2 separate regions of the Homo sapiens genome follow, and region 1 is linked to region 2. The links are chromatin contacts, found by Hi-C in ENCODE. All regions are on one chromosome and are shown on one strand. Each heading gives the region's core, a stretch centred on a gene start or an enhancer-like site at or near the end of the contact. The rest is flanking DNA. Distances are from core to core; before and after follow the strand shown. Region 1 holds the start of MIR3147HG (MIR3147 host gene). Region 2 has its middle 60 kb from the start of MIR3147HG.

The links. A loop is a pair of places that touch in the nucleus more often than their neighbours do. Pooled maps may share reads with other maps.
Region 1: a map of heart left ventricle shows a loop between it and region 2 (22-fold over the local background). The contact joins the promoter of MIR3147HG here to the enhancer-like site in region 2. A Hi-C loop is called at or near these places in 4 of 168 maps with a recorded cell type or tissue (heart left ventricle, kidney and left cardiac atrium) and 7 of 50 pooled maps.

Annotation. Positions count from the first base shown.
Region 1 is chr7:57,401,459-57,406,071 of GRCh38, reverse strand. MIR3147HG (MIR3147 host gene) reads right to left here and starts at 1,305. Exons shown (of 3, transcript NR_120505.1): 1 at 1,077-1,305. MIR3147 (microRNA 3147) reads right to left here and starts at 1,047; the gene lies at 982-1,047. It overlaps LOC105375299 (a long non-coding RNA gene), which reads left to right and starts at 1,953. Exons shown (of 2, transcript XR_927305.3): 1 at 1,953-2,016; 2 at 2,935-4,075.
Region 2 is chr7:57,341,946-57,346,612 of GRCh38, reverse strand. No RefSeq gene overlaps it. Among named protein-coding and RNA genes, the nearest start is that of MIR3147HG, 60 kb to the left of the region's middle. Within about 2 kb of position 2,237, at least 5 of the 41 ENCODE cell types and tissues checked have a DNase peak (open chromatin) inside an H3K27ac peak, as active enhancers do; they include heart left ventricle, where a contact is called at or near this core.

The DNA of each region.
Region 1 (4,613 bases), core at 56-2,555, 60 kb before region 2:
TAGTAATCCGCATTCAGGAATCAGAAATGAAGCCTGTTGGAATGTGTGATATGAACAAGGTCTTATTTTTATGTAGATTAACACCTTGGTTTTTACGGATTAAACACAAAAGCATAAAAGCTGGAGCCATTCCAGAATCAAAGGAACTTTCCCTGAGGACACCTGGAATTAAGGGACATCAATTATTAGGAAGCTACACGAAACCAGAAGTGCTCCCAGAAGTTTCCATTGTCTGGACAGAAAAATTAAACAGATCAGCCCGAGAGAGTAAAGGTACCTCCGTGAGTGCCGGGGGTGATGAACATTCCATTCAAAGCAAAGTTGTGAAGCCTGAGGAGTTTCAAAGACTCCCCAAGTGCTCTATACCTTGAAAGTCGCTCACACAAAGCTGGAGCACCACCTGTTCCTGAGAATCAGGTTGCCATTGTGTCTTTGAGACACTGCCCAGTCAGGCCTCGGTTGAGATGAGGCCAATGATGTCACGTGTAAAATGCCTAAACTATCTTCATCTTTAGGTAGCTATTTGGGGAACTTTCCACCAAATGGGTTGGGGGAAAATGGCGCACCAGAGACACACGCCTGGGATGTGAGATTTTCTCTTCTGCTGTTAGCATCTCCTGGGTAAACCAATAATGACCCTCTCTGCCACCTCAACATCCACATCCGCGAAAAAGGCGCTGGTGAGGGTGACATTTTCATGAAGCCACAGAGCATGTTGCCCCACGCAAAGCTCTGAACTTGTGCACTGGCGGGCCGGGCGGCGGATTTCTCCCCATAGCGGCTGCACTGCGCTCTGGCTGGAGAGAAAAGAGGGCAGCGGCACAGTGGACAGTGCCTGGACCGCAGGCCAGTTCCCACAGCAGCTTAGGAAAGCAGGTGGCTCCCTGGGCTGGAGGAGGCGTGATGTCCAGGAAAGACCCCGGGTGCAGGTGGGAGAGGGAACCCAGCCTAGCAGCGGGAAGTGAGGTGAGGACCACACCCGTCCGAGTTGGACAAGGGCGAGGTGCACTTCGCGGCGTCACACCCTCCTCACTGCCCAACCCGGACCTGCCCCTCCTGTCCCTCTCCGGACTCACATCCCATGGCAAGGAGGTGTCCGAAATCAGTAGCCAGCATCGCTGTGGAAGCGGCGAGATCCACACTGCCCTGCCCAACCCTCTTGGGCTGCCCGCCTTCTCGCATATCGCCTGCTAGGATTCTAGTCCAGCCGCCTTGCCACCAACGGGCGGGGAACCGTTAAGAGCTACAGTTTCCAGCCTGCGTGGCCAGGAGCGCACCGCCCCGCTCCTCCCGCAAGAACTGCGCCCCGCCCCTGAGACCGGGGCATGCTGGGATTGCAGTCCCGAAGCGCTTGAAACAACGGGCGGGAGCGGTGAAGAGACTACAGCTCCCAGCATGCAGAGCCAGGCCGGCAGAGCCAGGCCGGCACAGCCCGGCTTCCCCCTTCAGGACTGCGCGCCGCCCCATGTTCATGCTGGCTGGGATTGTAATCCGGTCGCCCTGCAATTAAAAAACTGGAAGCTAATCAAAGATGACAAGTCCCAGTATGCCAGGCGTAGCTCCCGCCCTCCAATCCACACCTTCCCGAGTCCAGAGCAGTTCTGCCATGCCAAAGGGGAGCCTGGTTGTTCCCGAACCTCTCTTGCCTGCCAAGTGACAGCGAGACCAGGCGGCTTGTCTTATCGTGTAATTATGTCACTACCTCTCCCTGAGATGCTGGCTTCATGCTTCGTCATTGCCAGAAGTTTGATTTCTCACGGAGCAGCAGGGGACCTGGAGCTACTCGCAAAGCTGTCACGGTTGCCATATCTTGGAGCAGTACTCGCCCCGCCCCTTCTCCTCGCCCCGCTCCTTCCCTCTGCGCTGCCTCTCCCCTCGGCACCGCCCCTCCGTCTCGCCCCACCCCTGACACGCCCCCTTTGAACATGCGCAGTGTAGTCCCTGCGTAGGACGGGCTAATCGCCAGGTGTCTGACTGTTCTCCGACTTCTTGGCATCCTACGCGGGAAGCTCCCTCGTGAGTGTCTGAAACCGTCCGTTCGCTGCCAGAAATGGATATATGCGTTCCCTGATAACCTAGCACTTGCCTTTTCAAAGCCACCATTTCCTCTATCCTCTAGGCTGTCGCAAATCCTCCTGTTCATCCCAGGAGTGCCCCTTGGACCCCGGGCTGGCTGCATGACCCACACCTGGGTCAGGCCTCTCACAGGGACGCTCCTGCCACTCTGACAAAGAGTTGAAAACGTCACAGCGAAAGGCCTGACCCTGCTGCATCCAGTCAGGAAACAGCCACAGGGAAGGGAGCCCCTAAGACACTTTGGGAGCCACATCCACCGCTTCTCTGCCCCCGATCCAGGCTGGTTCCCAGACCTTGGGGTCCTAGTGTGGACCTCCCGGCCGTAATTAACGCAGGTGCAGGGCCAGAGAGCCCCTTGGTCCCTCCCAACACATAAGGGAAGTTTGTGTGGTGAGGTCATGAACAGTGTCTGCGTTTCTGCTGTGAATAGGACCTTCATGGAAACACTTAATTTCCCTTTTTAAATATCCCTTTGGAACCACGTTTAATAATTTGCTGGTGGAACTTAACAGTGATAATTCTTTGAATCCATTTTTCTTTTTTCTTTTTTTGACACGGAGTCTCACTCTGTAGCCCAGGCTGGAGTGCAGTGACTGACTCGATCTGGGCTCACTGAAACCTCCGCCTCCTGGGTTCAAGCAATTGTTCTGCCCCAGCCTCCCCAGTAGTTGAAATTACAGACACCCGCCACCTTGCCGGGCTAATTTTTGTATTTTTAGTACAGATGGGGTTTCGCCATGTTGGCCAGTCTGGTCTCGAACTCCTGATCTCAAGTGATCCGCCCGTCTCAGCCTCTCAAAGTGCTGGGATTGCAGGCGTGAGCCACTGTGCCCGGCCTGAATCCATTTTAACATTTAGTTTTCCAGATTAACTCGAAGTACCCCACGACTACACGCTAATGAAACTAGAGGAGGCACAGCCTCAGCTCCGTGCAGGAGGGACGCACAAGAGCAGAATCTCCGTGGGACATCTTTCTGGAGCATCAGTATTACTGCAGGATTTGGAAGAAACGAATTTAAATAATTTCCAACGTAAGACACTGGAAATTTAAGAGAAGGCTGGAAAGTCATTGGCCTTTAATAACTGTCAGTCATCTGTGCCTAAGTCAGACTTTCTCCAAGAAAAAAAAAAAAAAAACTCTAAGGAGAACCTATTTTTCATTCTTCTAAGTAGTTAAAATTAGAAATCACAGCAAGTCAATAGAAAGCTCTGCCCTGCTAGTCTTCTAAATCACAATATGGCCTTGGTATGGATTTATTTGTATTTTTTGGAGGGGTGTGTTGACATGTTGGGTATAAAAATTGGGGGGTTTTGACAAATTTTGGAAGTTTTCAGCTATTAGTTGGTGATTTACTTTGTACCTCATTTAATTTTCCTGTCCCCTCTTCAACTTGGACTCAATCACTCCACAGGTCTCTAAGACTCTTCATTTTCTTTAAGATTTTTCACTCTTTTATTCAGAATGGACAATTTCTATTGCTCTGTGTTCTGTTTCTAATCTTTGAATAAGCTCAAAAGTATTTTTTAAATTTCCTTATCTTCCTATTGTTTCGTAATTTCCATGTCTTTGCTGAGGTTCCACAGCTCTTCATTCATGATTAGAATATTTTCCTTTACCCCCATGAACAGATTTATAATGGCTGCCTTTAAACATCCTGAATTACAACATCTTAAATATCTTAGGATCACTTCTACTGCCTGCTTTTTAAATTGTGTATGGATCTCATTTTCGTGTTTCTTCACACGTCTCATGAATTTTAATGTTGTGTACTAAAACTGTAAAGAATCATTATAGAGACTCTCGATTATGTTGTGTACCTTTGAAAAGCAGTGTTATTGTTTACAAATGGTGTTAATTGGGCTAGATTCAAACGTCAACACCTATCTCCCCTATAGTGGGCACAGCTGAAATCCTCATTCAGTTCTTACTCACACGTAGGTCATATTTGTATTATATAGATGTGTTTCTATAACAATATATAATATACTATTCAAGTTTCATCATTATAATCTGTGTTAATTCAACAAGCTACTCCAGTGTTACTGAAAGCCAGGAGCTCAGTTTTGTCTGCTTATTGGATTTTGTATAAATCAAATTATATAGTATGTACACTTTTACATTTACTTACTTTTATGGAACATTATATTTGTGATATGCATTCATGCTGTTGCAGATAGATATAGTCTGTTCTTTTTTTTTTTCCGAGATGGAGTCTCGCTCTGTTGCTCAGGCTAGAGTGCAGTGGTGCAATCTTGGTTCACTTCAACCTCCACCTCCTGGGTTCAAGCAATTCTCTTGCCTCAGCCTCTTGAGTAGCTGGGATTAGAGGTATGCACCACCACACCTTGCTATTTTTTGTACTTTTAGTAGAGATGGGGCTTCACCATGTTGGCCAGGCTGTTCTTGAACTCCTGACCTCAGGTGATCTGCCCACCTCCACCTCCCAAAGTACTGGGATTACAGGCTTGAGCCACTGCGCCCGGCCAACAATTTTTTTTTTCATTTTAACAGTCTTTAAGTGTGCAGGTCAAAGGAA
Region 2 (4,667 bases), core at 988-3,487:
TGGCCTATAAGACCTTGTATAATCTGACCCTTGCCCACCTCCCCAGTCCCATTCCTACCTCTCTCTCCATTCACTGTGCTCCTGCCACGCTGGCCTCCTTCCCATTTCTGAACTAGCAAGCTTGTTCCTGCCTCTAGGTAGAAACTTGCTCTTCCTTTTGTCTGAACCTTTTTCAGCCAGGTATCTGTCTGGCTCACTCTCTCACTTTATTCAGGTCTCTGCTCAGATATCACCTCCCCGGAGAAGCCTTCCATGATTTACCCATCTCAAATACTCCCCTCCATCATCTATCCCTCTACCTGCTTTATTTTCATTCACTGTAGTTACTACTATCTGACATAGTCCGTATTTGTCAGTATTTTTTTTTTTGAGTCTTGCTCTGTTGTCTAGGCTGGAGTGCAGTGGTACGATCTCAGCTCACTGCAACCCCTGCCTCCTGGGTTCAAGTGATTCTCCTGCCTCAGCCTCCCATGTAGCTGGCATTACAGGCGTCTGCTACCATGCCCGGCTAATTTTTGTATTTTTAGTAGAGACGGGGTTTCAGCATGTTGGCCAGGCTGGTCTCGAACTCCTGACCTCAGTCAATCCGCCTGCCTCGGCCTCCCAAAGTGCCATATATATCAGTATTCTAAAAATCTGGGGGTGAGGTGCAGTGGCTCACACCTGTAATCCCAGCACTTTGGGAGGCCAAGGCAGGTGGATCACCTGAGGTCAAGAGTTCTAGACCAGCCTGGCGAACATGGTGAAACCTGTCTCTACTAAAAATACAAAAAATTAGCCAGGCATTGTGGCGTGTGCCTCTAATCCCAGCTACTCAGGAGGCTAAGGCAGGAGAATCACTTGAACCCGGAGGCGAAGGTTGCAGTGAGCCGAGATGGCACCATTGCAGTCCAGCCTGGGTGACAAGAGTGAGATTTCATCACAAAAAAAAAAAAATCTGGTTTACTGCTAAATGTTTAATGACGCCTTCTCAACAAGGGGGAGCCCTGATTTTTACACGTATTCATTTGTGTGGTGTTAATACTCCCACCATGATCCATTTGGAGCTACCAGTGTGACTTACTGAGCATGGCATTGGGAAGACCATGTTATATACTATTTCCACCATGGGATATGGTATATGATATAATGTGACACAACAGACATCAATCACTTCAAGAACACAGAGAACAGTGAAATGGTGAGAAAGTGGTGATCTGTGAGCAGTTGTTACCTTTGTTTTTGTTTTAACTTATTTAACTGGAAGTTCGTGCAATTTAATTCTTAGTGACAGCTGTGTGTGAAAACTAGCCTGCAGAATTCCTGAGCCAGTAGGAGCTGGTGCCAGCAATCCCACTGGTTGAAAGAGACATGAGGGCAGGCATGTTTCCACCTTGTTCCTGGCTGTTTCCTGGGGCCTGGAACAGTAGAAGGAGCTCAGGGTAGGTGTTCAGCCCGCATTTGTTGGCTATTTTATAGTGCACCTGTTTGCATCAGAGAGCACAAACTGTTTGCCTCAGCTTGACTTCGTGGGCTGAGTCCAACCCACAAGCGGGTGTCATTTGGCTCTCAGAATGTTTTCGACATTTTTACAAAATTTATTGCCAACATTTAAAAGTCAAGGTTTTTTTGCTGTTGTTGTTGTTTTTCATGAAATCTCACATAAACCTAGATTTGTACCTTCTCCTGGAAAATCAGAAGCTCTGGACCCAAATCCCTCATGACAACAGTGGCTGGAGCTGAGGGGCGCGCAGCCAGCCCCTTCAGACTGCGCGTGGGCTCGCCAGTTTCCTCAGGCCCCACCCCTCCCCGAAGTCTCACACCAGGCCCACTTCATTTGTTAGTGTAACCCACTGGGCCTGTGGATATTTGAGTTGCCACTGCCATCTTGGCCTGCATCTTAGCACTTGTCGCAGTGTGGACCTGTCACAGTGTCCCTGCCAGACAGTGAGCACCTTGGGGACAGGCTTTGTGAGGGAGTCCCCCTGGGGTCCCCACTCCTGGCACATAGTAGGTCCCCAGGTTCTGGAACTGGATTAAATGTTTGTTGTCCAGTGAATCCCAACCCCCGCCCAGCTACCTGAATAGGGGCATGCACTAAACTCAAGCCCCGACCTGAATGTGACAAAAAGGTTGGCCGAGGCCAGGGTTTAAAAATACCCCAGGGCTGGTCAGCTGCGAGATGCTTGGAGGTGTTGAAACAACCAGGCCAGCGCTGGCTGGAGGCCAGTCCACCCACTTTACTCTGTGTGATGTGGGCTAACGGGAGGGGTCACCAGCAGGTCCTGGCATCGGGGGGTGGGGGGTGGGAGGACTAGGTGCAGGCCCCTCCCCCATGGCCCTGCTTGGGAAACGTCAGAGCTGTTTATAAACAGCATGGGGTGACATGACATAATTTCGCATAAAGGGTTACCAGGCAGTGCATGGACACAGGGCAGCCTCCCCTGAGCCACGGTCTCCTGGCATCAAGAAAGCTGGGATGCTGCTATAGCACTGTGGTCTCCCCGCAGCCTTCAGAGCCATGGCCCAGCCCGCCAGAGCCAGGCTTGAAAATAATGCTTCCAGCACAGTCTCCTGGGGGACAGCCAGCATAGGGGCTGGACAGGGAAGGAACGAGCTCTGCTGGAGCACCCACTGGATGCCAGGCATGTCAGAGGCATGAGCTCATGGAGCTGCACACGGGCCTTGGGAGGGAGGGACTGTCATCCAGATGGGGAAACTGAGGCTCGGGGAGTGGTGCCACTGGCTCAATGTTTCCCAGTAAGCAGCAGTGCTGCCATGCCAATCCATGAGACAAGAGTGACGAGAAGGCAGACTGTGTGACACGCTGCTGTTCTGGAGTCCCTGGAACAGCATCTGGCCTTAGCAGGCCTCAGGAGGCAGCTCCCATGGAACTTGGCCAGGATTGAAACCTGCTCTCCCACCACAGCTCATCTCCATCCAGGGCACCCCCATCCTTCCAGATGCTCAGGCCAGATACCAGGGTGTCATCCTCAACTCCTCTCTTTCCCTCACCCCTCACACCACTTGCTGCTCCATCCAGACACAGCCACCCCTCCCTGCCCTGGCCCAATCCCACCTCTCTCACCTGGCCCCTGCAGGAGCCTCCTTCCTGGTCTCCTGCTTCCACCCTCACCCCGACAATCTTGCCTCCATCAGTGTCCAAGATAACACACTTGACTCATATCGTCCATCACCTGAATGTATTAGGATGCAACAGTGAACAGAACACACATGTCCCCGCCAGCGTAGAGCTGGCATTATGGAGTGGGGGAGGAAGGGGGCATCAGACTTCATAGGTAAATTAAATAGATCATGTTTCTGATGGCAGTGAGTGCTAAGGTGAAAAGTAAGCTGGGGAAGGAGGAGGGGAGCATCAGAGAGGAACAAATCTAAGTAGAGGGTGGGGGTGCAGGGCAGGAAAGGTCTCACTGAGCAAATATTTGAGTACAGCCTCAAAGAGATGAGGGATAGGGCAATGGGGATTTCCAGAGGAAGGGCATTCCTGGTAGAGTAAACAGCAAGTGCAAAGCCCTGAGGATGGACCGTGCCTGGCATGAGCGAGGATGGCAGAGAAGAGGCCCGTGTGGCTGCAGCAGAATGAGTGAGGGGCAGCATGGGAGGATGTGAGCTCAGAGAGGTGAAGGGCAGAGCCCATGGAAGCCTGCATGTCGAACGAAGGACTTAGCTTTCCTCTGGGGTAGGTGGGAGCCATGGAGTGTTCTGAACAGAAGAGGGCACAGTCTGACTTCTTTCTGAAAGAATCCCTCTGGCCGGGTAGAGGATGGGCTGTCAGGAGCCAGGATGAAGGGGACAGTCAGGGTGACTGCAGTGGTTCAAGCAGAAGAGAATGGCGAATGGGCCCAAGGGGTGGCTGTGGAGGTGAAGAGGCAGGGAGGACAGATCTTGGATTCCAGATCTGTTCTAAGGTGGAGCAGATGGGGCATGCTGCTGGCCTAGATGTGATCAATAGAAATCAAGACGCCAAGGATGTTTGGGTTTCTGTTAACACAGGAACAGAAAACCAAACACCGAATGTTCTCACTTATAAGTGGGAGCTGAACGATGAGAACACATGGACACAGGGAGGGGAACAACACACACTGGGACCTGTCAGGGGGGTTAGGGGAGGAAGAGCACCAGGAAAAATAGCAAATGCTTGTCGGGCTTAATACCTAGGTGATGGGTTGATAGGTACAGCAAACCACGATGGCACACGTTTACCTGTGTGACAAACATGCAAGGCCTGCATATGTACCCCGGAACTTAAAATAAAATCTAAAAATAAAAGCCAAGGATGGCTCCAAGGTTCCAGATAGAGCAGCCAGAAGGATGGAGCTTCTGCCTTATGAAGATGCCCAATCGCTGTGCTGGGCTCCGGGAAGGATGGGGGTGGGGCAGCCCTTCCCTGGGGGGCACATGGGCCCTGTGTGAAGGTCATCCCCGATACAGTGGCCTTTGCTTTATGAAATTCCCTGCTGATTCATGGCAGGATTCTTCTCCAGCTCCTCCTTCCCATCCCTGTCCCTGAGTCCCTTGTAAATTGTGCAGGAACCACCAGGTCCCTCCTCCCCCTTGATTCCTGAAGAGCAACATATGCTCCTATAGCCCTCATCATGCACCTGGCAGGATCCTGGCCCTTTACCTTTGTGAACTTAGGTGATCATCACAGCAATTCCAGGAGCTGG